4 separate regions of the Homo sapiens genome follow, and all the other regions are linked to region 3. A link is an interaction called in ENCODE POLR2A ChIA-PET data of the cell type or tissue named here. Cell type or tissue: HepG2. All regions are shown on one strand.

Region 1 (8,000 bases), 110 kb after region 3:
GGTGACTCACACCTTATTCCAGCACTTTGGGAGGCCGAGGCGTGTGGAACACTTGAGGTTAGCAGTTTGAGACCAGCCTGGCCAACATGGTGAAACCCTGTCTCTACTAAAACTATGAAAATTAGCCAGGCGTGGTGGTGAGTGCCTATAAGTCCGGCTACTCGGGAGGGTGAGGCAGGAGAATTGCTTGAACCTGGATGACAGAGGTTGCAGTGAGGCAAGATCATGCCACTTCACTCCAGCCTGGGCAAAAGAGCGAAACTCCATCTCAAAAAAAGAAAAAAATAATAATAAGAAGAAGAAACGGTGCTTCCCTCCTTGTTCTCTTGGAACACTTACTCTGGGGGATGCTAGCGCCACCTCATGAGGACATTGAAGAAACCATACAAACAGGCCCATGCAGCGAGGGCTAATGGTCCCCAACAGTCAGCATTGACTTGTAGGCTGTGTGACCATGGGGACATCTCAGAAGCAGATCTTCCAACCCCAGTCATGCCTTCAGGTGACAGTAGCCTTGGCTGACATCCGAACTATAGCCTGTGCCAGAACCATCCAGTGAAGTCACTCCCAGATTCCTGACCCACAAAGACTATGACATAAGAAATGCTCACATTTTGAGTGCTAAGTTTTGGGCTAATTTGTTACACAGCCACTGATAACTGATACACCCATGGCAAGGACACAGGGACTTCTGACTCAGTCTGGATTCTCAGTCTGACTTGCCTGTGTTTCCAGCTAATGTTGAGTCCTATCCACCGAGCCTCCCAGTACTGCTTCTGGCGACATGCAGCTGCACTGAGGCATTTGAGACCTGGTGTTTCTACTATCTGGATCACTGAAGGAACCTTGGATGCTTTTTTCTAAGCCTGGTAAAGCCATGCAGCAGATCAGCAGGAGGGCACACATTAGCCCACGGGCTGCCTGAGCCCTGGCCTGCAGCTACTCACCTCCTCCTCCTCCTGGGGCTTCACTCCTGTGCTCATTCCATCAGCTATGAGAGTTCAGCTTGACACACAGAGCCTGGTCTCACAGTCACTTATGAGGGGCCATGAGTTCCAGGGTTTCAAACCAGAGAAGATGGGGCTGATATATTTTGTCCATCAGAAACAGCAGAGTCCCACCATGCTAGAAAGACTGTTAGGAGGGTATAGTGAGCCTGGCATGGAGCAGGCACTGAATTGTTTGGTGACTGAGGGGGACTTGGTCTTGCATCCTCCATCACGCTGCTCAGAGAGACGTGGGGCAGAGGTTGTGCTGTGTGTGTGTGTGTGTGTGTGTGTGTGTGTGTTTGTTTGTTTGTTTCTTTCTTTTTATTTTATTTTATTTTTGAAACGAGTTTCACTCTTGTTGCCCAGGGTGGAATGCAATGGTGCGATCTCGGCTCACTGCAACCTCCACCTCCTGGGTTCAAGTGATTCTCCTGCCTTAGCCTCCCGAGTAGCTGGGACTACAGGCATGTGCCACCACGCCCGGCTAATTTTGTATTTTTAGTAGAGTTGGGGTTTCACCATGTTGGTCGGGCTGGTCTCGAACTTCTGACCTCAGGTGATCCGCCCTCCTGGGCCTCCCAAAGTGCTGGGATTACAGACGTGAGCCACCATGCCTGGCTTATTTATTTTTATAGAGATAGGATCTTGCTTTGTTGCCCAGGCTGGAGAGCAGTGGCATGATCATGGTTTACTACAGCCCCAAACTCCTGAGGGGGTGATCCTCCTGACTCAGCCTCCTAAGTAGCTTGGATTACAGGAATGTGCCGCTATGCCCAGCTAATCATTTATTTAGAGATGGGGTCCCATCGTGTTGCCCAGGCTGGTCTTGAACTCCTGGCCTCAACTGATCCTGCTGCTTTGGCCTCCTAAAGTGCTGGGATTACAGGTGTGAGCCCCTTGCCCAGCCTGCACTGTTTTCTGGAGCTCACACTTTCAGAAAGAAATAGGAACACTGGAGTGGAAGAATGGGCGTGGATGAAGAGATTGATGGGGACTTCCAACTCATGCAAGCAAGTGCAGCATTTGGCAGGGGAGGCTCACAGCACATCCCACTTCTGCAAGTCACCAGTGGGTCTTTTCTTGCCACAGGGATCCATCTAGGGGTCCAAGGTATGAAGTGAGTGGGAGGGACTTACAGAGAGACACACGTCAGCTCTGCCTGGAGAAGGATGTCATGGATCTCAGTGGCACACCCAGGTCTCAGAGAGGCAATGAGTTGCTTGTCACAGGAGTTGTTTATTCCCAGCCAGGTGGCTGGGATGGGAGTCTCAGGAGATGAGAGGACTATACTGTTTTTTTCCTGGAGAGGTACATTTCTCTAGTCTGTGGATCAGGCTCCTAAAAGTCCTGCGGAGGCTGCAATTCTGCTGCTTCCCTGCCATGGACTGCCAAATGGGCTGGGTGAAGGAAGGTCCTATTCTCAATGGCATTTCCAGGACCTCTCTGTGTGTGTGATCTGGCTACTTTAGACAGCAATGGTATATTTGCCTTGGCTGATGGGAGTCCCTCATCCCTTGAGCAGTTTTGTGGAGAGCAGGAGAAATGTATCACAGTGTCTTGACGCTCCTGAAAAGCGTATGAGTCACTAGTACCAGGGAACCTGGCGTCCTTTTCTCAGTCATTGAGCTTGCGAGCCAGATCCGAATCATCTTTCCTTCTGCAGTCCTTAATTATGGGGGAAAAAAATGGACTTGTAGAAACCAGTCCTGTGTTTCTGGATGTGGAAGGACTCTGAGCTTTCTCTTGGGCAGAGGGGTTGGAAGGGGACAGGGCACAGAGGGCAAGGGCTCTGCATGATGCCCAGGGGAGTAGAGTCCAGCCTCCAGCCTCTTGTCTCCCAGAGCCCTCCCTGGTGGTCAGTGTTGTGGCCTTGAGCCCCCAGTAGGCCAGTGCTCACTTGGATCCTGCAGCCCAGGCTGGGGCTGGGGATGAAATCTGTGGCCTCCATCAATCATAGCAAATGCATTGTCCCCAGTCGATGACAAAAGGCCAGGAACTGGAACCTCCCCAGACCGACTCAGCTAGTTCACTTGGCTAGAGCCCAGGCTGGTGGGAACCGGATGTTTTGTGGAGGATTGGCGTCTCTCTCCCTGCCTGTGCCCCACGCCGCTCAGTGCTTTCCCTTGGAGTCCTCAACCGTGGAACCGGTGCATTCTTTCCTGGGCAGCTGCTCTGCTCACTTCCAACATGTTGTGCTCTGAGCTCATAAAATCAGAGGAATCAAAGGCAGAAGCTGCAAGCGCTCAGGCCTGCGGGGACCGGCGGCTTTGGAAACTCCAGTTTGCTTTCTTCTTTCCATGTGTGGCAGATGTGCCTGTCTCATCTTGTAGCGCCTTGGCCAGCTTTTGCTTTTCCGCAGAGGAAGGTAAAGCAAAGCTGTGGCCAGAGACCCCTGAGGCTGGAAAAACGTTTAAAGCCCGAGGGGGAGGGCTGCCCTCCCAATGCAGATAAAGGAATGAAACAATAGAGCAGTTGTCCATTTGGAATCCTGGGAAAAGCTCAAAATACGACAGGGAGGTCAGATCAGGCTGGACCCATCTGTAGCACTGAGGGCTGGAGGGGGAATGTTCTGGGCTTGGAAGGCTTCTCTTTCCCCTCTGGTCTCATGAGCCTACTGTCTTATTAATGAATTTGGTTTGCCTAGAGGTCCTGACTCAGTGGCCAGTTTGGTTCCAAAGCAGGTAGTGGCCCCTCTTGAAAAACAGCTGCCCACCTGTTGACCTCATCTTTTAAAAACATGCAGGACATCCATCCACGTGAGAGATCCCTGTGGGTCTCATGGGCCATCCCTGGCTGCCCCTTCATTCTTGACCCTGCCCCATCCCTCCGGGGTCACATTTGGATCTGGGAGAAATATTTGGCAAATGTGAAAATGATAGGTTTAGCAAGAGCCTGAGGAACTGGTAGGGAAAGACTTGTTTCGTTCACGTTTACTTTTTGAACAGATAATTCATTTTCTTGGTTCACAAATCAAAACTATAAAAACCATGACTTCTACCCTTGCTCCCATTAACCCCAACCCAAGTAACCACTTATATTAATTTCTTGGGTGTCTTTATGATATACAAACAAATGTGTGTGTATAACTTTGTACATATATATTTTTTCTTTTTCTTTCCCCCTTTCACAGAAAGGAACTGCAGCGGCCTTTGAGAGAATGAAAAAATACTCAATCTCACTTAGGTTCAGAGACATGCAAATTAAAACTATAATAAAATACCCATGTGGCAAGGCTGACAGAAGTTAGCATTCTGTGCAAACTGGTTTGGACTTTGCTCTTTTCACTTACCTGTGTATATATCTTGGACATCTTTCAAATCAGTACATAAAGAACGTCCTCATTCATTTTTTACAGCTTAATAGTTTCCTAGTTATGGACACATCGTAAATTTATCTAACTGGTTTCTATTACAGACATTTGATTTGCTTCCAATCTTTTGCTACTACGAACCATGCTACCCAGGATGCTTCCTATACATGTAGGTATACTGGTAGAATAAATTAAGGCAAGTGGCATTATTGAGATAAAGGGTAAACATATTTATAATTTTGGTAAGGGTTTTCAGACGTCTTCAACAGAGTGTACACTATGCACTGCCACTAGTAAAGAATGAGAGTCTCTCTTTCTCCATAGCCTTGCCATGCAGGCATTTCATTGTAGTTTCAATTTGTGATTCTCTTATTAAAGTGAGATGGAGCACTCACTTTAATTCCATTCTTTCAAGACCCATTTGCATCTCCTTTTCTATGAGCTTCCTCTTCATCTCCTTTGCCCATCTAAAGAAAAACTGTCTTGTTCACTTTGGTCTTTTTCCTTAACCATGCCTAGTAGCTATTTGTGTGTTAAGGAAAGATTGGCTCTCTGGGATATGAGTCACTCCACATTATTGTTTGTCTTTTAATTTTGCTTATGTTTTGTGGATGTCTAAGTTTTTTAAAAATTAGGTGGTATAATATAGTAATCTTTTTTTTGTATGAATTCTGGATAAAAGAAAGGCCTTCTATTCTCCAAAGTTCTAAAGGAATTTGCCGATATTTTCTTCTAGTTCTTCTATGGCTTCTTTTCTTTTCTTTTCCTTTTCCTTTTTCTATTTTTTGAGACAAGATCTTGCTCTGTCACCCAGGCTGGAGGGCAGTAGCACAGTCTTGGCTTACTGCAGCCTTGACTTCCTAGGGCTCAGGTGATCCTCCTGCCTCAGCCTCCTGGGTAGCTGAAATTACAGGCACGTGTCACCATGCCTGGTTAATTTTTGTACTTCTTGTAGAGATACATGTTGCCCAGGCTGGAGTTTTCATTTTTCAAGAGTTTGTATCTTGGCCAGGTGGCCAGGTATGGTGGCCCATGCCTGTAATCCTAGCACTTTGGGAGGCCAAGGCAGGTGGATCACCTGAGGTTGGGAGGTGGAGACCAGCCTGACTAACATGGAGAAACCCCATCTCTACTAAAAATACAAAATTAACTGGATGTGGTGGCATGTGCCTGTAATCCCAGCTACTCAGGAGGCTGAGGCAGGAGAATTGCTTGAACCCAGGAGGTGGAGGTTGCAGTGAGCTGAGACTGCACCATTGCACTCCAGCCTGGGCAACAAGAGCAAAACTCCATCTCAAAAAAAAAAAAAAGAGTTTGTATCTTTAATCCATTTGGATTTGACTCTGGGGAAAAATGTGAGGCATGGATTGAACTTAACTCTTTTCCAGTTGTTCTGATATCGTTTAGTAATACCATTCCTCTAGTGGTTAGAGATATCACCTTCATAATTTACAGAATCTCTGATTATAATTGGGTCTATTTCTGCATTTTCTAGTTTATTCCATTGTTTGGGATGTCTGTCCGTTGGCCAGTACTATGCTGTTTTCATTACTGAGACTTTACAATACACTTTGAAATGTGATAGAGCTATTTTTTCTCATTCCTTTTCGTTTTGTTTCTTGCTGTTTTTGCTTTTCCTTTCTTTTTCTATTCTTTACCTGGCTATTTTTTTTTTAAATTTGGAATGGAGAGCTTTATTTCACATAAAGGGCTGCAGCCTGCAGGGTGGCCATTCTGACAGGTTGGGAAGCATAGTCTCTGGCCAGAAACCAGAAACAGAAACTTTGAGAGTCAGAAGAATAAGACAGATATTTATATTAAATGGGGTTGTCAAATATACATATTCAATAAGCTGGAGGAGGAGTCATGAACATTTATGAAAGGAGAAACATGCGTGTGTGCAATTGAGCTTCATGCCTCTCTAGGGGACCCATGTTCAAGACATGGCAGTGGGGTTAGCACAATCCAAGGGTGGGGTTTTTGGTCCTCTGACGTCAAATGGTGAAGCAGAGGACATGGACACCCTCTGCACATCCTGCTTAGACTGCCTGGCTATTCTTGCTTGTTTCATTTTTCCATATGAACTTTAGAGTCAGCTTATCTAGGTTTTTTTTGAAAAAGATTATTTGTATTGAGGTCACATAAAATTTATAAATTCTTTTTAGGAGAAGTGATGTGGTAATGAATCTTTCTCTCTTAGAAGGTAGTATGTGTTCCCATTGGTTCTATTGTTCCTTTGCATTTTTAAAGGTTAGTTTCTCTCTTAGGCATTTTGCATGCATGTTAGTAAGTTTATTTGAAGGTATTTTTTGTGTTGCTGTTGTAAAAAAACCCAAACAACTCTTGAAGGATACACCATTTTTCTCACTCTATCCTCTGCCTGGTTGATACTTGTACATAATACTGTTGTTATCTATTACGTTAGTGTGTACCATGCTACCTTTTTTTTTTTTTTGAGATGGAGTCTGGCTCTGTTGCCCAGGCTGGAGTGCAATGGTGTGATCTCAGCTCACTGCAACCTCCGCCTGCCGGGTTCATGTGATTCTCCTGCCTCAGCCTTCTGAGTAGCTGGGACTACAGGGGCACACCACCACGCCTGGCTAATTTTTGTATTTTTAGTAGAGACGGGGTTCCGCCATATTGGTCAGGCTGGTCTCGAACTCCTGACCTCAGATGATCCTCCCGCCTCGGGCTCCCCAAGTGCTGGGATTACAGGCATGAGCCATTGCACCAGTCCCATGCTACTTTTTTCAGAAAGCCTAATTAATGTAAAGAATACAAATGTTATTTGGGTAAGTACCCAAAATGAGTATTTTAGAAATTAGAAGAAGGCAGTCCCAAATAGATTTTAGGAAAACCATAATTGGGGTGGGATGCTTAAGAGTGTGCTTCTTGAGAATTAGGGATCCTTCAACATGGTGGAATTTGAGGGATGTAACATAATTTCAGGAACTCATTCTGCACCAAGAATAAAGATGTGTGAGAGCACAAGCAGTTACCTGCAAAAGAATTTGTGATGAGCTCATCTGTGGTTGGATTCCTTCAGGTCCTAGAGCACAGAAGTGAAATGCCAAAGGCCTAAATTCAGTGGGAAGCAGGGTTCTCACTGGCTACAAAACCTGCAGCTTCAGAAAGGAGCAGTGCAGGGGGGCACTGGCCACTGAGGGCCATGGGTCCTCAGCTTTGACCACCCCTCAGAACTCATCAGAGCAAAGCCCCCAGCTGTTTCCTCTCTTAGAGCATGAGGGAAAGAAATGGAGATCTAGCACTCATCTGTTCCTTTGGAGATGGAAAGAAAAATGGAATTCACAGGTGGCCTTCAAGAGCCCAGTGAGAAACAGTGAGCCCATTCTGCTCTGTCTCTGGGATCAGTCAAAGGCAGAATGGGCAGGTGCAGCCCCAGCACCCTAACACCTTTAGTGCCACCAGTATGGTTTATCCAACCAAGGATTTGGGGTTCTTCTGCGACTTGGGGCTCTTTTAGGGAACAAAGTTTATTTTCTTCTTCGTCTTCGTCTACTACAAATAAGAGGAAGGAGGGAGCTGTTACTGCGCACCCATGCGTTATGCTTGGTGCAGTCTGTATGTCCTCAAGGCATGCCTCGAAATCATTCTCTCTGCTTTTATGGATGAAGAAATGAAGGCTCAGGAGGGCAATTAACTTTCTGAAGGCAACTTGGCTGGGAATTAGCTGCTGTAGG
Region 2 (8,000 bases), 430 kb after region 3:
TGAGAAGCTGAGGCACAGAGAGGTTAAAAAACTTAAGGCTGGGCGTGGTGGCTCACACACCTGTAATCCCAGCACTTTGGGAGGCTGAGGTGGGAGGATCACCTGAGGTCAGGAGTTCGAGGCCAGCCTGGCCAACACGGCAAAATCCCGTCTCTACTAAAAATACAAAAATTAGCCGGGTGTGGTGGCAGGTGCCTGTAATCCCACTGCTCTGGAGGCTGAGGCAGGAGAATCGCTTAAACCCGGGAGGTAGAGGTTGTGGTGAGCCAAGATAGCATCACTGTACTCCAGCCTGGATGACAGAGTGAGACTCCATCTCAAAAGAAAAAAAGAAACTAACTTAAGTTGACATATGGCCAAAGTGGAGAAAGGATGAAACCCACCCAGTTTGACTTTAGGCCTGCTTACGCATGCTGTCCTGCTGTCTCTGAGTTTTATTTTGGCTGCATATTGAATAAATGACTAAAAATCTAGAGCGGTGGTGACAGAACTTTCTAGTATGCAGAAATGTTCTATATCTGAAATGTCCAATCAGTAGCCACTAGCCTTATGTGTTCATTGAGCACCTGAAATGTGGCTAGTGTTTCTGAGAAAGTAAATGTTCAAATTTTAATTAATGCAAATTTAAATAGCCCCATGAGTTTAGTGGCTACTATATGGGACAATGCCACTCTAGGACAGAAAGGACCTATTTTTAAATTTTTAATTATTATGGGTACATAATAGTTGTCTATATTTACGGGGTACATACAATGTTTTCATATAGGCATACGATGTGTAATAATCACATCAGGGTAATTGGGGTATCCGTCACCTATCATTTCTTCGTGCTAGGAACATTTCAATTCCACTTTAAAATATACAATAAATTATTGTTAACTACAGTCACCCTACTGTGCTACCAAATGCTAGATCTTATTTATAAGGAAGGACATATTTTAATTTTCTTCTCTAAACATCTTACCATGTAACCCATGGTCATCAAAAGGACTCTTTCTGAATGGCTGCATATTAGTATCTCTCTGAATTGGGGAAACATCCAGTGATCAGCCTGGAGTGAATTAGTGAAACAAACTCAATCTTAGTCCTTGAAGTCTCCTTTCTACTCAAGCGGCTTTCTGAGTACATGAAAAATGTACAATTCTAGTTTGTTCACTCACAGAGGCCTGGAGAAGATTAGGTGCTCAGCGGAAGACTGGCAAACTAGAGCTGGGATAAGGGACAGGAAGGAGCTTCCCTTATCAGTGCTAGACCTGGTCTTAGGCATTCTCTTATTCCATCCCCAAAACAATTGAGGGACCTACCTTCAATTGTAAAATAGGATTCCCATCTCACAGCTGAGGAAAACTCAGAAAGGTTAAGAAACTCCCTCAGAGAGAGGCACTCAGAAAGAGAGCTGTGGTTTCAGCTGGGTTTGTCTGATTCCAGCGGCCATGGATTGTGGTTGGAGGATGAGGGGTCACTGTTCAATGGTAAAGGGAGGTACTCGAGGCTGACCATCTGTTCAAAGAGTGAGTGTGTGTTATTATCGCTCCCACAGTGATGCAAGGCACGTAGTTAGAGTTAGTGCCTGAGCCAGAGACCTGTTTCCTTCCTTCCTTCCTTCTTTCCATTTTCCCTCCCTTTCCTTGGCCCTCCCTTCCTCCCTCCTTCCTTCCCTCCCTCTTTCTTTCTATCTCTCTCTCTCTCTCTTTCCCTCTCTCTCTCTCATACACATAACACACATAATAATAAATCCAGATTTCAAAGATTCAGTATGAAAGGGTATAAAATATCTCATCAATAATCTCTGAATTAATTTTGTTGAAATGATCATATTTTGGATATACCAGGGTTAAATAACATGACAGAGAAATTATATTAAAGTTTATTTAACCTGTTTCTTTACTTTTTGGATGTGACTACTAGGATATTGTAAATTCCATAGTGGGTCAGGTGAGGTGGTTCACGCCTGTAATCCCAGTGCTTTGGGAGGCCGAGGTGGAAAGATCGCTTGAGGCCAGGATTTTGAGACCAGCCATCTCTACAAAAAATTTAAAAATTAGCTGGGTGTGATGTCTCACACCTGTAGTCCCAGCTACATGGGAGGCTGAGGTGGGAGGATCGCTAAAGCCCAGGAGTTCAAGGCTTCAGTGAGCTATGATTGCCTCACTGCACTCCAGCCTAGGTGACAAAGTGAAACCCTGTCTCTATAGAAATAATAATAAATAAATAAATTGCATCGTGGCTCGCGTCATATTTCTATCGGACAGACTGGTCTACAGGATTGCGTGTATGAGTCTGCATGAAACACCAATGACTTGTCAAAACTCTCCTCAGCCTGAGCAAATGATTTCATCCCACTAATACCCACACTGAAACAAAGTGAAACTGGCTAGGTACGCACAGACTTTGGCCTCTGCCTGGTCCGTGGCCCCTCTTGGGTATGATGCTGAGGACACCAGCTGGAATTGCTCACATTTTTTCCCTCTGCACACAGAGCACATGAAGCTCTGTCCTTTCTTTGCCTTGAATGGCACTAGCATTTCTTTCTTGAGCAAGGTGCTTCGTCATTCCTCTGAGGAAGGCAGGTGATGAAACCGTGACACAGAAAAATGGCCTGCTCCCTCCAAGGCCATTCCCAAAGGCCGTGGCCGAGCAGAGCCAAGCATGCCATCTACCATGAAGCTGACCACCCTCAACTGCCTGGACGTTCTTTTCTGGCTAACGATCTTACAGCAGTGGACAGATTCAACACACAGGCTTCCAGGGGAAAGGATGGTGGTGTCCGATAGTCTCTGACCCCTCCCATGATCATAGTATTCAACCCTCCCTGGGCTCAGTGACTTATTTCCTCCTCTTGGAGGTGGGAAGTGCTATAGTATTCCTCTTTGATGATTTAAAAGTGGTATATGCCTTTTACTCTTTCCTCTTTATATCCAGCCCTCTCCTTTCTCTGTGCTGCTTTTACACCAGTTTCCATAGTAACAACCTCTATTGTATCCCTGACTGAGAAGGGAAATCATGCAGATGTTCGAAGGGATACAACACCTTCCAGCAGCTATTTTGATGCACCGGCTCCTTATCTCCCTCACTAATTTTCTCGTCCTTCTCTTCTCCTTACTGCTGCCCCTTCCTCCAAATACTTACAAACCCATCCCAAGCTCCCTGTCTCCCCAGTGTGAGCCTGGGGGAGTGGGCAGGGAGAAGGAGAGTGCTGGCAGAGGAGGGAGAGGTCTCATTACGAATCTTAATCTTTCAGGTGGCTTCAGACAGAATGACAGGCACCAGTCCCGGACAGGACACGCACAACACAAAAGCTATGGGAGGTAGAATCAAAAGTACCAGAGCCCAAGAGCCGTGGAAGATGGCTCTCCGATTGCCTTCAGACAAGCACCCTTACCTGAATGCTTGCAGAATAAACAGACTGCCTGAACTATCTGTGCCACCAACCCCACCCCGCTCGCTCCTGCCCCAGCCTCATGAATAGCTCCTGCACCATATCTGTGAGTTTGAAGGTCTGTCTTCCTTCTACGCATTTCCCTTGGAGAGATCAGCCACCTTTTCTGATGGGCAGGGCAGAGGTGGAAATACAGCGCACGCACACACACACACACACACACACACACACACACACACACACACACACCAGGGCTTTGAAGACCTGCAACAACAGAGTTGCCCACCTTTCCTCCAGCAGCCAGGCTCAGCCGGCCACCTGGGAAGGCAGGAGGAATGGGGGTTCATCAGTCATCTCCCGAAATTGTTTGATGAGTTCTTTGCACCATTCCTCCTTGGAACTGGACATGATTCTTTTGATTACACAAGCCTGACAGCCGATCATAATAACCATGTAACTGAAGAGAACCTATTCCTGTCCAGCGGCATTATTTGTTCACCTAAAGCAAAGCCTGAGCTATATTTAGCATATGATGTCAGCGGGTTGTTTGGATTCTTGGAAATTGGCAGGAAGCCACCTCTCACATGATATATGAAATCACTGATAAATGCTTCTTTTCACCAAAAGAAAAACAGCTTAATAAATGTGGCCCTTTTCTGCTTTCATCTTCCCTCCCTTCCCTTGGCCCTCCCTCCCTCCCTCCCTCTCCTGCACCCTCCTTCCTTCCAGCCAGCCCCTCTCCCTCCACCGCCTCCCACCCCTGCCACATCTGGGATTTGTCTTTCTGTGGCACAGCTCAGCAGAGCCTGTGAAGTGGAAATGAGTTGCTCAGTATCACAGATCAAAATGAGGCTGTTGGGATGCTCAGGATGTTTTTTTCCTCTCCTCAAGCCTGGAAGGCTGCCAAAGTGCTCGTGAATCAGACGCACATGCACAAAAAGGCAAATCTATACAGCAGTGGCTTTATGGGGCCCGGTATTGACGGCATAGCACTAGCTCTGGGTTGCTGTTTTGCAGGCAAGGATGGGAAATAGATAGTGATTCAGGACTGCCATTAAGTGTGGAAACAGCCCCTGTACAGATTGTATGTAATAAACCCAGCACAGAGAGAAGCTGTAAGCAGCTCTGGATTTGCTGCCCTGGATCAGCCACGAGGCCCATCAAGTTCAAGCTCCCGATAGGTGTGGTGGTTAATACCTGGTGCTCTATCTTCCCCATCCTGCACTGAGTCCATTATACTAAAGCTGTCAGAGGGGTTGGAAGGGGTTGTGTGTGTGGAATTAAATTAATTCTTGCCCTCCTGTGGAGATCAGTTTATATGGCCTGAAGCACAAGATTTAATTACCCTTATCTTAGCTCGTGTAAAAACCAATGTCATTATTGATCATGGATTCACCAGGTCCCTTTCACAATCAGCTGTAACATTTAACTCAGTGACCCCCTGCAGGCCACGGGAAATGGGGGAGCAGCAGCTCCCAGTGGTGGTTTATTGACATTTATTTGTCCTCAGCTTCATCCAGTGGCCTCCTGTCTGCCACTGGAAGATACTGTGAAGACAAGAGAGGGGCTTGTTTCAGCCCTTTAGTATCTTGGATACCTTCATGATAGTCCCTTCTAACACAGGCTCTGTCAAGGCCAAGCAATCCTGGCATGGGTGATATCAGCCGGCCTATGAGGGACCTGCAGAGTTTCAAAAACAGCACCGTGACACTGACTGCAACTGGCCTTTCTCCCACACGCACACATGCGCAGAGCTAGCTCGTCTTCATCCTGGATGGGAGAGAAAAACAAAAAGGAAGGAGGAGGGAGGGAGAGCAAACCATGTCTGTATTCTTGATGTAACTGCCTCAATTTTTTACTGGGGTGAGGAATGGATGCAGCAATGAATAGACAGGTGAACAGACAAACAGGTGAATGGACGGATGCTTACATTAATTAATCAACAGTGAGAAATCCCACAAAATGAACACCGGTTGTAGGAAAAAGCTGTTCTTCCAACCAGTCTTCTAATTAGCATTCATCTGGGGCTCTATATAGAAACTGCAGACGAGTGGAGGGCTGTATTTTAATTGGAATTATTTTTTTTTTCTTGCTTAAAATGAGGGGTATTGGACCCGGATGCCCTGTTAGATCCCTTTCAGCCTCTGAAATTCTAAGGTTCTGTAATTCTGTGATTCTGCAACTTTATGAATCACTCAGGGTAAATTAACTTTTTTCTGGAAAGCAACTGTCCTCCTCTTCCCCTAGGTGCAGCGAGCGAGCTCTGCTCTGAGATAGGGTCCTATCCTCAGACATGGATGCTTCTGGAATCCTTCCTGCATGGGGGATTGGGACTTCTCTGGGACCTGAAGAGCCAATAAATACCCCTCTTCTGGAAGGACATTTGTCCTCACCAAGAACACAGCTCATCTGGGCTCTCTGGAGGGCCAGGATAGTGTTTATAATGATGATGACAATTTCTGTTTTATGCAAAGACCAATTCTTTTAGCCTAAGCTGCTCAAGAAGTTTGCCATCATTTCTATCAGCCCCAGATCTCACATAGAATAGCACCGTCGCAGCTGGCAGAGCACCACGTGACAGGGACAAATAACTCACTTGCCCAGCTCTGGGCCAGGGCTGGCCCACAGTTTCGCTGGCACTGGGCTGCAATCACAGTCTGTCTCATCACATTACCTTGGAGGAGGTGCAGGAAGCCCAGGCGAGGTCGGGAGAGAGATGGAGAAAGTTGAAAGATTTAGTATTCTCACAGTTGCCTGGGAGAACACAGCACAGCATGCAGAGCCACAGTGGCACAGCGTGCAGGGCCACAGTGGCACAGCGTGCAGGACCACAGGGCCACCCTCGGGGTGGGTCAGGAGCCAGAGGGAGAGTGGGACAGTGGCAGGAGCTGTTAGGGTGGTTTCCATGGGAAGGAAAAGCAAGGCAGGGTGTGCGGGCTCGGGACCGGCTAGCTGTGTTTGCAAGTGGCACCCCTGCGAAATTCACCTTTACTGTGACTGTCAGAGTGTAGAGTTTAAAGTTATCTGAGGACTCCAGATGTCTACGGGTATATTAGCCAGGGTTCTCCAGAGAAACAGAATCAATAGAAGCATGCGGAGCGGAGGGATGGGTGAAGAGAGGGAGAGAGAGAGACATTTTAAGGAATTGGCTCACATTATTATGGAGGCTGAAAAGTCCAAAATCTCCAGCAGGCTGGAGACCCAGGGAGATGATGTTGCAGTTCAAGTTAGAAGACCGTCCACTGGCAGAATTCTCTTCCTAGGGTCAGGCTTGGCTCTACTGGAGCCTTCAGTTGATTGGATGAGGCCCACCTGCAACATGGAGGGCCACCTGCTTTGCTCAAAGCCTGCTGATTTAAATGTTAATCTCTTTCAAAAACACTCCCACAGAAACATTCTGAATAATGTTGGACCACACATCCAGGCAGCACAGCCCAGCCAACTTGACACATAAAGTTAACCATTGCAACGGGTGAGTCACAATTGGCTTAGGTTGGCAAATAGGGCCTTAGGTGGATGTCAATGCATCACTTTACAGAAATTAAAAGCATGGTTAATACCGAGTCATTGATTCCTTACAGGGGTAGCTCTTGTGGGGCAGGATCTGTGACAGGGCCTCACTTCCCAATACCTTCACCCAGGTGACTTCACGCTTCCCTTGGGAAGGCACCTTGTAGCTTGCAAAATGCACTCACTCCACTCTCTGATTATCTGATTCTCCCAACACCCGGCAAGGTCAGCCTTATTATCCTCATCTCAGAGACATGAGAACATGAATGGGGAGGTGAGGTGACTTGGACAACTTGCGAGTGAAGGAAGTCAGACTGGATTCCATCTTCAGATTCCAAATGCCAGGAGCTGGCATGCAGTGAGAGATTGCCTGTGTCAGGCACACTTTCTGTGCTTCCTTTGTACTAACTTGATTTTTCAGAACAACTCAATGAAGGAGCCATTACTGTTTAACAGGCAGGGAAACTGAGGCACTCTCAGTGTATCACACAAGGTGGGCTGGCATCTGGGGCCAGCTTGGAGTCCAGAATCTTCATCATCTCGCTCCTGCCTCCCACACAGCCCGGGCAATGCCCTGTCCCCCCATCCCCAACCCCAGCACACTGCCGCTTACCCACACCTCTTAGCCTATCTTCGGAGACTGCTAGCAATCACCCTTTGAGCAAGTGTAACTGAGGGATAGCATAAAGATTTGGAAATGGAAAACAGAGAAATCCTCAAAGTGGAACAAGCTCTCAGAATGAGGCTGGGGCTGCCTAAAGCAAGCACCACCTCCTCAAACACCCTGTCTAGGAGCGGTCCCAGTTGACCCAGCTTATCAGGAAGGGCTCCAGATGTGGCTTCCCTGTGAAGCATCTCTGGTCTCAAAGCAGGGTCCCTTTTTGCTGTCCTCGCATTACACACTGGGCCCTGCTATTGCCTTCGTCATGATCTGCCCAACATGGGAAGCACATTCATTCAAGAAACATTTGCTGAGTGCCAGGCACTGTGCTGGGGGCCAAGAACTTAGAGACAGGGAGGAAGGTAGCCCTGGCCTCAAGGCAGTCTCAGGCTAACTGAAAAGACAGGCCTGCCAACCAGGCAGTACCAACCCGATGGCTGTACCAACCTG
Region 3 (8,000 bases):
AGGGGCCTTCACGGCCTTCACTGGGGCCAGGTGACCATCATTGGCTCAAACACTGCGGCTTGGGAAGAGCTGAACTGATGCCTGCTCACATCTGGACTCTGATTTGTGCTAGGGAGGGGGTACTTTCCAGAAGAAGGGGCCCCTGTCCTGGAAGACATACAATGGAGCCCACCACCGTGGTGCTGAGAGCTATTCCCAAGTCCTAGGGCGCAGTGGGCCCTCCTCCTTCGCCTCTGCTTCCCCTGCCTGGCAGTGAGGGGCATGGCCTGGGGGAGGGGTGACATCTGTCCACAGAGCCCATTGTTTTTTGGCTTGAAAATCCATAGGAAAATGGGGGTTTTTCTCAGCTCCCTTTTTTTGGAGTGGGGGCAGCAGCCGTGTGATTTTCTGAGTGGAATGCCTTGGAGGATCTAAGCGGTGAGTGAAGGAAGAACAAAAGAACCATTCTCAGAAGCATGGCAAAAATGAAACCAAATAAAAACCCCATAAAAATCCCTACCGGGGCAGAGGAAATACCAAGCCAGTGCTTTTGGAGTGCAGATTCTGTAATAAAGGAAAGATTCATGGATACGCTGTGCAACTTGCTTATGTTTGGACTGGAGGGAGAATGTGCAGGAACATGATATAAAAGAGTCATCCAAGAAAGGGAGGCATCGCTGTGTGCATTTGTGTTGTGTGTTGTTGCAATTCAGGAGTGGACTAAGGACTGGGGTTCATGGGGAGCCTGAAAGAGACACTGGACTGGTTCAAAGTTTGTGCACAGCTGCGGAGATCAGATGACTGTCAGCTGGGCCTGCCCCCTGCTGCCTCTGCTTGATTGCAGGAGGAACTCTGACCTTGATTTAGTCACCAAAACACCCATCTGGAAAGCTCTTTGAAGATTGATTAAGTAAACACTCACAGCACAGACAATCATAATTGAGTGACGTAGCTGAATTATCTGCAGTGCGTGGAAGAATGCACTGATGAGAAAGCTCAGGGGCATGTTCCCTCTCTGTTCCTCTAATTTGGCTTCCTTACTTAGGGGTACAGTTTCGGGCACCGGGAGTGTTTTGAGGGGATGGCGTGGAGGATGTGGAGACTTTCACTCTCATTTGGCAGGGTGACACTATCCCAGGCATAGAACACCACCCGTCACCGCACTGCAGCTGGTGTGGCCTGTGGCAGGTAGCGCTGTCCGCACAGCTGACCTGAGATGCTGCCTGTAGGGGGTTTCAGTTCTGCTTTGTGACTGTGGGCTGCTGTGAGCCCACTTTGGGAAAGGGCTCACAGATGGGGAAGGCCTGGATTTCATCTGGGAGTGCCTCACCTCTCTGCACGGTGGTTCTGCTCTAGGAAAGAGCTGGTGGGCCTCTGTGGGCATGAAGCAGTGGCCACGTTAGTTCCCTAATGATCTCTGCAGCTCCGTGGGAGATAGAGATGGGAATAGGCTGTCAGCTCTGGACTCGGCTTCTGGACTTGGTATGCCTGGAGTTTGTTGAGTCCTCTGGATTCGGGGAGCAGTTTTGATGTTCATTCAATTCATTCATGATTGATCCATCCACCTATTCACTCACTCACCAGGGCTATCATTTCATCATTCAATCACGTTGAGATAATGTCTCTCCCACTTTTTCTCTCTCCTGCCTGGCACAGTGCCAAGCTTCTGCCAGGGCTCTGCACATTTGTTTACATCTCTTCCTGCTCTGCTTTTGTTGTGGTTGAATATCTAACCCCCAGGACCTCAGAATGTGACCTTATTTGGTGATAAGGTCTTTATTTATTTATTTACTTAATTTTTGATACAGAGCCTCGCTCTGTTATCCAGGCTGGAGTGCAGTGGCGTGATCTCAGCTTACTGCAACCTCTGCCTCCCGGGTTCAAGCGTTCAAGTGATTCTCCTACCTCAGCCTCCCAAGTAGCTGGGATTACAGGTACATACCACCACGCCGGGCTAATTTTTGTATTTTTAGTAGAGACTGAGTTTCATCATGTTGGTCAGTCTGGTCTCGAACTCCTGACCTCAGGTGATCACTTCAGTGATCCCAAACTGCTGGAATTATAGGTGTGGGCCACTGTGCCTGGCCAAGTGTGAGGGTCTTTAAAGAGGTGATTAAGTACAAATGAGGTCACGAAGATGGGCCCTAATCCAATATGACTGGTGTTCTTCTAAGAAGAGGAGATGAGGACATAGACACACACAGAGGGAAGCCCATCTGAGGACATGGGGTGAAGATGGCCATTTCCAAGCCAAAGAGAGGCCTCAGAAGAAACCAACCCCGCCGGCACCTACACCTCACACTTCCAGCCTCCAGACCGTGAAGAAGTAAAGTTCTGTTGTTTAAGCCAGTCTGTGGTACTTTGTTATGACAGCCCGGGAAAATGAATACAGCCTCTCAACACGTTCACTGAGCATATAGCCATCTGCAAGTTATTCTAGATGATCTACAGATGAAAGTAGAGAAGTACAGGAAAAGAGGAACGGGAACGAGCTCATCTTTTCTTCTTCATTTTCTCCTCCCAAACCCTCCCTACTCAGCCTCTCCTTACCTCTACCCTCAGCAGAAAGCAGAAACTTAGGGGGAAATGAAACAGAGTGCTCTCCAGCAGATGCCGCCCTACGGAAGCTCTGGAATAGAATGGAGACCCTTCAGTATAGAATCAGAAGCATCATTTTCTTTTGGCTGTCCCCCACTCTCCAAGTTTGTTTTTAGCTCACGTGTATACACACTCACGGCCAGAACACACACATGGCCTGACGAAGCAGCCGCATGTGTGCATCTCAGAAAGACTGGGAACAGGGACCCCAGCTGTTGTGGACACGCTGTGACTGTGTGGCTGGCAGTGTGTTTGCCAGTGTTTGCCAGTCCCAGCTTTATGGGGCATGGTGGCTGGAAAAGGCTGCAATAAAATGATTCTCTGGGGCACGAATTATGTCACTTTTTGTCCTTTGTGTGCAAAAATGATGGCAATGTTGTGTTTCCACACAATTGCTACAGGACTGTCCTTTGATTTATGGCCCTGGAGGATGGCTGTGTGCTCTGATCTCTTTATCTGCAGGAATCACCAGCTCATTTCATTCTGAAATCATCTTGGGATCTCTGGAAACACCCCCCAGTCTTCAAACCTGCTGCGCCTATTAACAAGCCAAGCCCATTTAAAACAGGCTCAGTATGGAAGACTCAATATTCCTCGTTCTTCTACAGTATCTACCATTTTGGATCAAAGACATTTTTCACCACTCAACACAATAATAATCCTGTCCCATTGGTCGTTTTGCAATCCTGGCTTAGTTCGCTGATTTTAAAGGGAACTGGGATTCCAAGAGCTCAGTGTTGACCAACGGGTCCCGTGTTGCATAGTACTGGGTCCCCAGAGGACTTTGGCCAAGATGTGACTGCCAATGTGGCTGCAATCAGCTTCTTTGTGCATGCTGGGGAGTGAAATTTGCACATCACATTCACTTTTCCCTCATATCCATAGTGGTGTTTCTGAAGTCTCGTGGCATTTCTTCATTTAACGTTGATGTTAAAACAAGCTTCCCTTTCTTTTCTATGTCTATTCCAGTGATGTTCTGAGGGCCAGCCCAGCAAGAGTGTCCCAAAGCCTGGGTATGCTCAGCTTCTCCTGCCCCACTTCCTCCTGCAGTGCCTTCCTTTCCTGGCCTCCATTTCTGCCCCTCGGCCCTGCCTTCTTCCTCTTGCTCCCTGCTTACTCCCAAGCAGAATCCTCTTATTTGATGGGACCTAGGGTGTGCCCTACTCCTGAGGTTAGCTGCGTTTTAGATGAGTGCCTCCTGAATATCCTAAGCTTTCAAAATCCAAAGAAATTATCTCCCAATGCTTGAACGGAGCCAAGGTTTTCTACCTGGACTGGTTGGGCAGACAGGTCTACTCTGCTTACTTACATAACCAGGCAAGGTGATCTGCTGGGTTCTAAGCTGCACCCCTTCCTCGGTGTGTGTCTGTCTGCATGTTTGGCTGATGCGCAGACGCCTTCTCAGGTAGGTCTGGGGTGATGCAGGCTCCTATCACTCAAGGGTATGAATCTTGCTGCAAATGGAGACTGATGTGGGCTCATGGTGCCATCTCACTGCCACCTTCCCCTAGCCCCAGAGCTATATTTACTAGTTAGCCAATAAAAACAAACAAATACTACAGGTCTACACGCGTTCAAACCCTTGCTCTCTTCTACGCTTTCATTTCATAAATGTTGGTACATCCAGAGAACGGAACTGAGCCCACAGCCATGTACAAGCTTTTCAGTGACCTGATCACTTCCAATCTGCTCTAGCCAATGAGGATTCAGAGCAGTGACCCTTAGATAAAAGGCTTCATTTGGCATGAGTCATCCGTGGAGACATCCAGCCCACTTGGTCTGTGTTAAGTGCCTGGTTCCTGTAAATATTGACAGTTAGAAACCATCCCAAGAGCTACCATGCAGTGAACTGGAAGGTAATCTACACGAACATGACCACTGATTAGGCAATGCTCATTGTTTGCTAAGATTCAGCCACTGATAAATATCACCCCATTATCTCTCTTCCCAATAGCGGCTCATTTACTTGTGTGTGACTCATAGTTGGTATTTTATGGGGTCTGATTCAGCAAGGAAAGTTTGCTGCAACAAAGAATGACCTCCAAGGCCACTTCAACTTCTAGAATACTGGCTTCTCAACAAGAGTGGCCTGGAAAAGCTAAAGGGGGAGTCTTTATCATCAAGGAACTAAAGGGGGTATGGAGGGATATAGAGCAAAAGAGTGTTTGTCACCAGTCAAAGCCGATGTGTTAAAACCCACTTATCCCCATAGCCACACTTCCATTACAGTTTATCTATGGATGCCAGTGACCTGCAAGAGGCTCCTTCTCCTTGTTCAAGTCACTTTGGGCTTGTTAGCTCTATCTCGAAGAAGGGGCAAGGATAAACCTCTACCCATGCAGAAGCTGATTTTACCTTTTGCTCTTCCTTTCTGACTGCTTAAAATAAATGTATCATTACCTGAATGTCTACTGATGCTTTCCAGTGGTTTTGACTGCTTGGTTTATTGAGCTTTACTATGTGCAGGAACTTTGCATTGAACCCTAGTCTTTATGAATGCCCTTTGTTTGTTTCCTACATTTGCTGTGGGCTGAGGGTCAGAATCAAGCTTTTCAATAGGTGGGTTTTGAACATGGGCCTTTGGCAGACTGTGTGCAGCTGAAAAGCGCTGTCCTGAGCTGAGGGTGAGCGCGCGCGCGCACACACACACACACACACACACACACACACACACGACCATCGCCCTTTTGCATAATCACTTGGATTTACTCTGTGTTGCCCTGAAGTAGGGGCTCTGCTTGTGTGGACCTGTCTCTCCATGCAGGCCAGCACAGCGCCGTGAAGGAGGCATGGATTACCTTAATGGGAGCCATCTCTTTGCCACTATCTATGTGACTTTGGGCAAATTACTTAACTGCTTTAAGCTCAGGTTTCTTATTTGTAAAACAGGAATAATGATACCTACCTTGACGGCTAATGTGAGTAGAGGTAATGTATTTAACACACATGGCTCATAAAAATGGCTCAATAAATTGCAGTGATCTTCAGCACCAAGCCACTGTAAACATTGTTTCTGCCAACAATAAAAAGCGGCCTACCAGAAGCCAGAAGTGCTATAAACACTGTATTAGCCCATCAAGGAGGTATTATTATCCAAGGCTTGGACTCCAGCTGGCCAGGACTAGAGAGCATGCACTGGCTGTTACCCGTGCCACCTTCCAGGGACACTGGAGGTCATGACTGCGTGTGTGTGTTTAGGGAGGCTAGCAACTTGCTGTGTCAGGTGGCCACGAGGGCATCTGCTTCATCTTTGCCCCCATCACGGGAGCACAGACTGGTCTGTGTGCTGTTAGCCAAACAGCTTCTCAACGCCCTTGCTAAACCACCTGGCAGTGGCTAAGGGCTCTGTCTTTTGTTCAGGTTGATCACACACCTGCTGAGTTGCAGAGTCCAGTGCGTTCTGGAGCTTATTCATATTCCATATTTTTAATGGCATGCCCATGGGTGGGTAATAGGAATCCAGTCTGTTGGGATGTATGGGCATGGGGGTCCAGGGTCCGTGAGGAGTAGGCAAGAAGCTCAAGTTGACAGCCAACTCCACTCTGTCCTGGTAATCAGAGGGCAACGAGCTGTGTTCAAGCAGAAGCTCCTCCTCCAAGGTCCCTCCCACCTCACCCCACTCCACCTCTCAGGGAAACATCTTACATGAGAGGGGGATATTTCAAATGATGCCCCTGGAGGATTATTTTTATTAAATGTACACCTGTGGTGTCAGGGCTGTAATAGCATGTTTGGAAGAAAGAATAATTCAGTAGAGCAATGGTGTAGACCATGAAGGAGGGAGAATTCCCCTGAAGTGACCAAAAAATGACTAAGGTGCATTTCCAGGAGAGGAAACGTGAGGTGGAGGAAAATGATCCCTGTGACGATGTTGAAAACAGAGCCTGCTCAGCCTTAATAAACCAGAGCTGCTGCGAGGCACCAGCGCTTCAGTTGGGTCAAACCAAAGTTTCCTGCTCTTCTCATAAAGGTGAGAGAAGGTCCGTGGAGGCCACCAAGGACAGGCCCGTTGGCATCACTCTGGCTACCTCAGTCCCTTAATGTCCTGGAAAACTGGAGTCTGCTTCCTCAAGAGCCCAGCGGTTGCCCAGTAAGGCTGGGGCCGGAAGCACAAAAGAACCGCCCTCGAAGCCTAGGGATGCCAATTCTTCCCTTCCCTCCCGCAGTTTCTGCGGGAAGGAAGGAGCAATGGGAAGGAGGTGGCTAGGCCAGCTTTTGCTGCCTGGGATCAGAGCCATTCCACCCTCGGCCCCCTCAGGGTCTCTGCACGGTAAGTCAGCAGGAGAGCAATTGTCTCCTCTCAACAGTGACCGAGGCGGGCAGAAACTACAGTGGAGGTCAGACTTAGGCAGGCAGGGCCACTAAAGAACCCACTTTGCCAGCTTGGAGTTACACATGGGTTGCTCTTGGTTGGATACATCTGCTTCAAATCTTCCTAAACCCTTCAGGTCCAGGATTTTCTTCTCTGGTGCCCCAAAGAGTCGACATACCCTTAACCTAGTTCCTACTTCCTGGGGTTGCTATGAGAACCAGCCGAGATGATGTGTGTCAGACACTCACCGTGTCCAGCACGTGGCAAGTGTTCAAGCTCGTTACCGAGTGTCATTATCATCAGTCATCATGTCAGACTCCTGGTTTGGGTTTACACTTTAGAAGTCTGTTCTCTTCCAAACTGATCCAGCACCAACCCCATCCACCCCCGAGAAAGTTTCAGCTCCTTTTTGCTTTGTTTTCTAAACCAATTCATTCCTGTAATTCATTCACTTGCTCATTTGTTCATCCGCCCAATCCTTATTACATTGGTGTGAAAGTAATCACGGTTTTCACCATTACCTTTAGTGGCAAAAACCCCAATTACTTTTGCACAACCTAATAAATATCTACTGTGTGCTACGCTCTTATGTGCTTATGATGCTGCTATGCACCCATCCCTCCCCCAATACACACACACACACACACACACACACACTTTCTTTTTCAGGTTCCAGGTCTCATTTCTGAGTAGATTCATGTGACCTTGCTCCATTTTCTCGTGCGTGTATTTTTTTCCATGGCAGATACGCTTTTCACATGAACCTGGTGTCTGCAGCATTTACAGCATTTAGAAGCTTTGGTTTACAAAGTGCTCTAAAGTTTACACTTTAGAAGTCTGTTCTCTTCCAAACTGATCCAGCAGCTCTACCCCCATCCACCCCTGAGAAAGTTTCAGCTCCTTTTTGCTTTGTTTTCTAAACCAATTCATTCCTGTAATTCATTCACTTGCTCATTTGTTCATCCGCCCAATCCTTATTACACTGGTGTGAAAGTAATCGCGGTTCTCACCATTACCTTTAGTGGCAAAAACCGCAATTACTTTTGCACAACCTAATAAATATCTACTGTGTGCTGTGCTCTTATGTTATCTGCTTATGATGCTGCTATGC
Region 4 (8,000 bases), 210 kb after region 3:
GGCCATTTTTGCTGCCTCGGTCTGGGAGCTCACCATCCTCAGAAGCTCCCAGCACCTGGAGATGTCTCGCATCCTGGCTGAGCCTGCTCCCTTTAGCAAACAAGGTCAGGATTTGTAACTGCTTTTGTGGCAACATCTGGCTTATTTCCCTCAAGTCCCCCTGCCACTTTTTTTTTTTTTTTTTGAGACAAGAGTCTTGCTCTGTCGCCCAGGCTGAAGTGCGGTGGCGCGATCTCCGCTCACTGCAAGCTCCGCCTCCCGGGCTCACGCCATTCTCCTGCCTCAGCCTCCCGAGTAGCTGGGACTACAGGCGCCCGCCACCACGCCCGGCTAATTTTTTTGTATTTTTAGTAGAGACGGGGTTTCACCGTGTTTGCCAGGATGGTCTTGATCTCCTGACCTCGTGATCCGCCCGCCTCGGCCTCCCAAAGTGCTGGGATTACAGGCGTGAGCCACAGCGCCCGGCTTCCCCCGCCCCCGCCACTCTTTATATATATATATATATCTTTCATCTATAGTCATTTCATTTCAGTTCAATTCATTCTCTCACTCTCTCTCTTTTTTTTTCTACTTGTTTGTTTGGCCTTTGGAGATGGGGAACAAGGAGTAAGAGGACTCATTACCCACAGCTAGTGACTTGGGTTAGAAGTGAAAGCACTTCTGCTGGGCCCTGACTTATTTATTTATTTTTGGCCACAGAGCCACAAGGCTCGGTCCCCAGTGAGCCGCCCGAGGACATCTTGTGGCACCATCTGTTCGCCCCCACCCACCCTCACCAACTGCCAGGCTCCGATTGTTGTTGGTGGTGGTGGTGTGTTTTTTTTTTTGTTTTTTTTTTTTAAGTTTTTGTTGATTTTATAAATTCTGTAGCTCTGTGTTTTTTAGACTCGGCTTGCTCGTGTCAACGCAAAACCAGGACAAGCAGAATAAACAAAGAGATGCTGGCAGAAGGCTGGGTGTGTCGCCTCAGGTCTACAGATGTGCTGGGGCCACACTGAGGAAGGCCCTCGTGTGCATGCAGGGCGCTGGCCGGAGCGCCTTAGGACGCATCTGAAAACTTCTCATTGCCTCAGGGTTTAAAATAGCCACACTTCCTGCTCCTCGGAGAGGGTATGCACAGAATGTGGGTGACTCACCGTCGGTGGTTTTCGATGTGTCTGTCATAAGGAGGTATCATCAAAAGCCCGGCCTGTTTCAGATGTTATTTTTTTCCACCCTCAGCCATGCGGTGCTGGGAGAGCAGAATGCCTAAACCCAGTGTTTGTTTTGAGCGCAGAAAGTGAAGACCAAATCAATTGTGCCGCAGCAAGTAAAAACTGAATGCGTGAGGGGGAAAAAACCTGCAAACAGTGTGAAGACTGAGTTTCAAGGTTCTTGTTTTCAAAAAGTTTAATTATATTTCAACTAAAGCCAAACTGTCAAAACATGGGAGAGTGATCTGCCTGCTTTGAAAATGCATTAGCCTTCTTATGTAAAAGCCAATAATTGATATCCAAGAGGAAACCAGAGCTGTGGGGGTCGGAGGAAGAAGGAAGACAGCCTCTTAGAACTGCTCAAACGACACTTCCCTATCAACTACGTGCAAAGCTTTAGATCCAGGTTTGTGAAGTGGGAAATTGGAGAGGGGAACAAAGGCAAAGCTAAAACCCTCTGTGAATGGCGAAGGTTTACAATATCAGGCCTGGTTTACGAGACATGTGGGGCCAGGGCACTGTGAATTAGAATTTACATAAGCGAGAACCTGGAAGAGATCCTCAAAATTCTCAACAACAGCTTTGTAAATAACAGCAGGCTGTGCCTTCTTCCCCCTGAGAAATGCTGGGGTGTGTCTGGGCTGCCCCCAGGGCCGGGCTAATGCCTGGGCCCTCTCTTTGCTTCCAGCCCAGCTGGTTTTCAGGTTATCTGGTTGTTGTTTTTTTTTTTTTCCAGACTCCACTCAGCCACTTCCTCCAAAAATGGACCGTCGGTGGTTAAGTCTTTGCCCTCTTCATCTCAGTTCCCATTCCTGCCTCTCCTTCAGTAATCTCCTAGAACTTTCTAGTTTCTAGCACAGAGATTCTTAATCGTGTTCTTTTGATGGCTGAGAAGTATGTGTATTCTTAAACCACTCTCAGATTAAATTAAGCTTGCACTACATAAAAAATATTGATGGAAGCCATATAACACATATTTGGGATAGAGCTAGAGCAGGCATCGAACAGATCATACCAGTTGGAATACGGTATCAAAGAGCTGGGAATTCCCGGCCTACAGCCTGGGTCCGGGAAGGCAGCCGCCATTTTCTTCCTTCTTGGGTCAAGCCACTAGCTTCTGGGAGGACCAGCCTCCTCCAGCGTCTCTGTCATTTCCCCTTGATTGCTGATCTTTGAAAACAAGCCCAGGTACCTATCATATGAATGCTGCTAGGCTTTAGAACCCTTTCTTCATCTACCCTGGTGACATGAGACAGCTATCTTTCTCCCAGTGTGGCTGATCCCCACAAATATACATTTCTTGTAGCCCAGTGTCGGGTAGAATGGACTTTCTGGTCTATGGTCTAGGACTCTCTGTTGACCTTGGAAAAGAGTTGCCAGATAAAATACCGGATGCCTAGTGAAATGAGAATTTCGGATAAACAACACATCCCTTTTTTAGTGCAAATATACCTTCAATGTTATAATAAAAAGCATGTCCCATGCAATATTTAGAGCATACTTACACTAAACAATTATATGTTGTTTATCTGAAGTTCACATCTCACTGTGCATGCTGCATTTTTCTTTGCTAAATCTGACAGCCCTTCTGGAGCCTCTTGCGTTCCGAATGAATGTGGGTTCCACGAGCCATGAACGAGAGTGAGTTCTAAAGGGAACGGGAGCCAGATTGAGGCTGTGTTCTCCTTGTAAGGTTCTCGTTGGTGCAACCCATCGTGCCAGTCGTTCTCATTCCTGCTCCATGTCTGGGGTGCTCCGTTCACACCTCTGTCAGCGTGCTGGTGATCACTGCCACAGCTCTAGACCTAAGAGAGCCATGACAATAGTTCTCAGCTTTTTGGGCTGACGCTATATTTGCTCATCTGGGGGCCTGGCACACAGCAGGTGCTCAATATATACATAAGCAGAGCTGGTGGCATAGGAAGCAGAAAGCTGGCACCAGGCTTCCTCAGGCCATGTCCAGACAGCAGAGCCAGCCTTTTGACGACCTCCAAACGTCTGGGAAGCCAGCGGAAGCCACCGCACAGCTCACACACATAATGATAGCTTTCTCCTTTCTTATCCCAGACGGTTTGGATGCTTAAAAAAATTGCTTGGGGGAATCAGCAGAGGGTGAGGGAAGCTCGGAAACCAGCCGCGAAGGAAAACAGGAAAGAAGCGGCTCTAATTAAAAGCAGCCAGCTCCCAGCTCCCTCTGCAGGGCTAGGGGTCCTGCTGAGAAGGGGAGGCTGTCCTCCTCGCCTGCTGGCGCAGGGGGCAGGCGGCCTGCACAGACCCTGCAGACGAGCCCGGGGGCTCTACAAAGAGGAGGGTCAGGGTTTGGTCAAGCTCTCTCCACAAGACGCCCTTGCCCTCACACCTCTCCTAAGTTCCTTCCTTCCCCACCCAGGCTCGGTGCTCGGGTCCACAGCGTGCATCATCTGAGGGGATCTGCAGAGCCACCTTCCGTTTCTTTCATCACAGAGAGAAGAGCCTCCTTTCAAGTTCTCTAACACTTGCTCTCAGCACACAGCATTTATTGTTGAGCGCTGTCGTTGGCCACTGCATTTCCAAGATATTTATGCAACAATATATACATTAGGACACAGCCGCTCTGTGAGATAAGTCAGTAGTGCCCCGTTAATTTTATAAATCCAAGAGAAGGCCCAGAGACGGTGAACAATTGGGCCATGGTCACACAGCAAGCTGCGCATTTGTATAATACATGCGTGGTAGGCGCAATTGAGGCACTGGAGAGACAAAGATGAAAAAGACACTGTTCCCGGTAAAATGGTAAGGAATGCAGACACATCTTGAACCAACAGGAATACAGTGGGAAAAGAAAAGAGATGCTGTATGAGATAATTAATCGCATGCAGAGGAAGAAGGGAGTAGTTTTGCTAGAGAGCGGGGGTGTCAGGGAGCATGGCTAGGACATAGTGGCGAGGTTCCAGGTCAAGCAGCCTGTCAGTGCTGAGGTTAGGCCTCCGAGTAATGGCAAAGAGACATCAGACAGATGGTGCTGGTCAGAAGGGCCAGCTGGCCTGGGGGGCATGTGGTAGGGAGAGAGGAGCAAAGGTTACTGCCCAGAACACCTGAGTCCAGTGTTGCCTCTGGCATTCACAACATTTGGACAAGTGATCTTAAACTCTCTGGGCCCACACCTGAGTTTCTCAGCTGAAACTGACTGGGACTGGATTTGATCCTGTAAGAACACTGTTAGCGCTAACATTCCAGGATTCATCATGAAGCCGTGAGCCCTCGACCATGGTCCATTGCATGGATTCAAACTTAGGCTACTTCAGGCCCAGCATCGTCCGTGGAGACGAGCATTCAATGACTTACTGATATTTACTTTGCACCTATTATGTACTTGGCACTGTGCTGAGCCTAGGGCCCCAGTAGTGCGGAAACAGACACTGGGTGCACTGGCAGGGACTGGAGAAAACCAGCTGCAGACAATATTCATCCCTGCACCAAGTCCTTCATGGTCTCTGCACACTTGCTCACCATCACTTCTGCTCCACGAGTGAGCACAAAGCGATTTCTGGGTAATTTCAGACACACAGCTTCAGCAGGTTCGCACTTTGATCTTAGCAAAGTTGCATTCTGCTGCTCTGGCACGCTCGGCTCCTCCTCAGGGCGTGGGAGTCAACGTTTAAGTAGATCAGAGTAAGCGGTACCCTGCTGAAGAGGTTTTTCCAAAGCCTGTGGTCAGTCACTGAGGGGCAACATAAGGAGGGGCAGGTTCCCCCCCCAACAGACTCACCCACCAGCCAGCCAGCTCACTGCCTATGGGTGGGCGAGGTCTCTCTCCCTTGAAAATGTCTGTAGCACCCAGAAGAGGCCCTGTTCAAGGTGAGTGCTCAGAAAACTCTGTGGTGATCAAGAAAGAGTAGTTGAAGTAAGCATTTCTATGCTGATATTTGATGCAAATGACTCAAAGGAGTATTTAGACCTTTGGGGAAAAGGTATTCTTTAGACCCTGGGACATGGGGCAGAACCAGAGGGAGGCAGAAGAGCCCAGTGGCAATGGCGTGCGGCTGGGACTTTCCCTGCTTTGTTTGGTGCATTAGAAGATAAGATCACAACTCAGTTCCTCATGATCAGAAGAGCTGGCCGGGGGATCAGGCATCCCAGTTAACCGGGGCAGAGTCCCATTCCCCACTGTTGTCCTTGCCTAATTATGAATTGTTCCCCTTTCATTCTTAGAAGTGTCCTTGTTTGAACAGTGTATTATGTGGTCACACTTGAAGAGATAAACCAGATGACTACTTTGAAATCTCAAATAACTAGGATAGAGGAGCCAAGCGTCAGAAAGAATGATGCCCACCCAGGTCCTGTGATGTGACCTAGAGCTGGCCACTTCAATGCAGCAGTCTCTTTCCCAGAAGCTCAAAGTGCTTCTCAGTTAGGACTATTTTCATCAGTTCTTACCCCTTCCCAATGTCAGGTTGGCACTAAAGTTCCGGCCCTTAGAACAAAGATTTTTGAAACCCCAAGTTGCCACGCACATTTTGGAAGTCCTTTTTTTCCTGCAAAGTATCTGTCCCTGCCTTTCCAGCAAGCCTTCATCCATTCTTTTCCATATCTCATGATCTGAGTGCTGTAGAGTATATTTTATGAGGAGAGAGCTGCACAGAGCTATCTCAGAATTACTGCCTCTGAAGGGAGGTCAGGGGGCCCTTGGGATATGGTAGAGAGGACCTGGACCCTGGAGCCATGGAAGCCTTGACTCCAATTCTGCCACATTGGCCTCATGACTGAAGGCCAGGATTTCTCATGAGTAAAATGCACATATGGTTGATGAGAGAGCTAAACCAGGAAATGAAGTAGGGTGACCAACTATGCCATTTGTTCAAGACTATCCTAGTTTTAGCTCTGAATGTCCCAGGAAATCCCTCTGACCAGGCACACTGGGATGGCTGGTGACCTTGAATGCTGCCTGATATTTACTAACTACTGAGTACATTTTAGTTCTCTCCCCTCTTCCTGTAAAAAAGAATTGCACTATTAATGGTGAAATTTAAGAGAGAGTGATAGATTAGTTAGTGGTAGAGCTATTTGTGGGTGCAAGGTTTTCCTAAAGCACTTAAAGTAGGGTGCACTCCCTACTCTACTGGCCTGGTAGGCTCTGACTCCACTGGTGAAGAGAACTGGCCACAGACTCTGGGAATCCCAAAGCACTGAATCCACCTATGTGTCTCCGGTGTGGATCTTAGCATTTCACCCTTTCCTTGTGTCCATAGAACTGAACTGGCCCTGGAGACTGAGATGTGCTCATGCATCTCACGACGGGAAGCGCGTTCTTCCTGGAGAGCAGGGAGTTCCATGCTGGGCATTACTCCATGCCCTAGGGATGCAGCAGCCATCAGAACCCTCTCCCTTCCATCTCGGAGCTTATACTCTAGGGGGAAAATAAACAACCAGCCAGTAAATAATCAGGTACTGTAAGGGCAGGAGTGCTAGGTAGCTGAAGAGCTGGAAACTGAATTAGGAGACTGCCAGTGATGAGAGTTGCTGTTCTAGTCTAGATAGGATCATCCGGGAGCCATCTCTGAGGGGGTAGCATTTCGAATAAGCCATGTGATGATTTGTGGGAAGCAATTTCTAGCAGAGAGAACACCCAGGGTCAGGGACCTCAAAGCAGGACCTAATCAATGTGTGTGTGGAAAAGGCAGGAGTGGGCATGCATAGAGGATGTGAGGCCAGGTGAGGGGCCACTCATACAGCCCATGGTGTCTTAGTCCATCTGTGCTGCTGTAATAAAATACCTGAGACTGAGTAATTTATAAATAATAGAAATTAGGCCAGGGGTGGTGGCTCAGGCCTGGAATCACAACACTTTGGGAGGCCGAAATGGGTGGATCACTTGAGGTCAGGAGATCGAGACCTGCCTGGCCCATACAGTGAAACCCTGTCTCTGTTAAAAATACAAAAATGAGCCAGGCCGTGGTGGCGCATGCCTGTAATCCCAGCTACTCGGGAGGCTGAGGAAGAGAATCACCTGAGCTGAAGAGGTCGAGGCTGCAGTGAGTTGAGATTGCGTCACTGCTCTCCAGCCTGGGCAACCGGAGTGAGACCCTATCTCAAAAAAAAAAAAAAAAAAAGAAAAAAAAAGAAAAAAAAGAAAGAAGAAGAAGAAGAAGAAAAGAAATTAATTGTCATAGTTCTGAAAGCTGGAAAGTCTAATATCAAGGTGCCAGCAGGGTTGGTGTTGGGTGAGGGCTGTTCTCTGCGTCCAAGATGCTGCCTCTTGCTGCTCCTCACAGGGCGAAAGGCAGAGAGCCAAAAGGGGTTCGCTAGTTCCCGCCAGCCATGAATAAGGCACTAATCTCATCCACGAAGACAGAGTGCTCAGGGCCTAATCATTTCCTAAAGGTCCCACCTCTTAATATCGTTGCATCGAAGATTCAGTTTCAACATGAATTTTGGAGGCAACACAAACATTCACATCACAGCACATGGTAACACCTTTGGGTCTTTTTTCTCTTTCTAATTATGATGAGAAGATTGGAAGTTTTAATCAAAGGAGTGAAGGGATCTGGTTGACATTTTAAATGGCTCATGCTAACAGCTGCATGAAGACTAGCTGGTAAAAGGGCAAAGAGCAACTATTTGGGGAGGTTACTGCAATAGTGAGGGTGAGAGGTCAAGGTGGGCTGGGTCCAGTGGCAGCAGCAGGGTGGTGAGAAGTGATTTGGTTCTGGATATATTTTGCACATAGGGCTGATAGGATTTGTTGATGGGTTGGAGATGCAGAGTGAGAGGGAGTTGCTGATGCTGCCAAGGGCCCTGGCCCCAGCTGTGTGGTGATTCCGCTTATGG

Evidence for each region. Peaks named below come from ENCODE experiments on the same cell type or tissue, not always from the same donor. Only the 100,000 strongest peaks of a DNase experiment are listed, where the experiment ranks them.
Region 1: POLR2A ChIA-PET joins it to region 3 with 19 read pairs; 12 of 35 experiments call an interaction of 5 or more read pairs at or near these places.
Region 2: POLR2A ChIA-PET joins it to region 3 with 10 read pairs; 5 of 35 experiments call an interaction of 5 or more read pairs at or near these places.
Region 4: POLR2A ChIA-PET joins it to region 3 with 16 read pairs; 9 of 35 experiments call an interaction of 5 or more read pairs at or near these places.

Annotation. Positions count from the first base shown.
Region 1 is chr1:234,858,272-234,866,271 of GRCh38, reverse strand. All of the region lies in intron 2 of LOC107985365 (a long non-coding RNA gene), which reads left to right. Among named protein-coding and RNA genes, the nearest start is that of LINC02971, 95 kb to the left of the region's middle. In HepG2, no CTCF peak of the experiment used is centred here; DNase peaks (open chromatin) are centred at 3,041 and 3,471; H3K4me3 peaks cover 416 bases.
Region 2 is chr1:234,540,628-234,548,627 of GRCh38, reverse strand. No RefSeq gene overlaps it. Among named protein-coding and RNA genes, the nearest start is that of LINC01354, 13 kb to the right of the region's middle. RefSeq lists enhancers at 5,683-6,183, 6,184-6,684. In HepG2, a CTCF peak has its summit at 2,446; DNase peaks (open chromatin) are centred at 2,387, 3,897 and 4,267; H3K4me3 peaks cover 1,411 bases; H3K27me3 peaks cover 636 bases.
Region 3 is chr1:234,971,729-234,979,728 of GRCh38, reverse strand. It overlaps LINC03108 (long intergenic non-protein coding RNA 3108), which reads left to right. Exons shown (of 2, transcript NR_186308.1): 2 at 1-4,988. Among named protein-coding and RNA genes, the nearest start is that of LINC03108, 5.0 kb to the left of the region's middle. RefSeq lists an enhancer at 1-194. In HepG2, CTCF peaks have their summits at 1,198 and 2,590 (motif pointing right); DNase peaks (open chromatin) are centred at 828, 3,308, 4,348, 5,138 and 3 weaker places; H3K4me3 peaks cover 799 bases.
Region 4 is chr1:234,765,666-234,773,665 of GRCh38, reverse strand. All of the region lies in intron 1 of LOC107985364 (a long non-coding RNA gene), which reads right to left. Among named protein-coding and RNA genes, the nearest start is that of LINC02961, 9.6 kb to the right of the region's middle. RefSeq lists enhancers at 725-774, 795-964, 985-1,034, 1,055-1,274, 1,010-1,304 and 1 more. In HepG2, no CTCF peak of the experiment used is centred here; DNase peaks (open chromatin) are centred at 1,175, 4,765 and 5,315; H3K4me3 peaks cover 834 bases.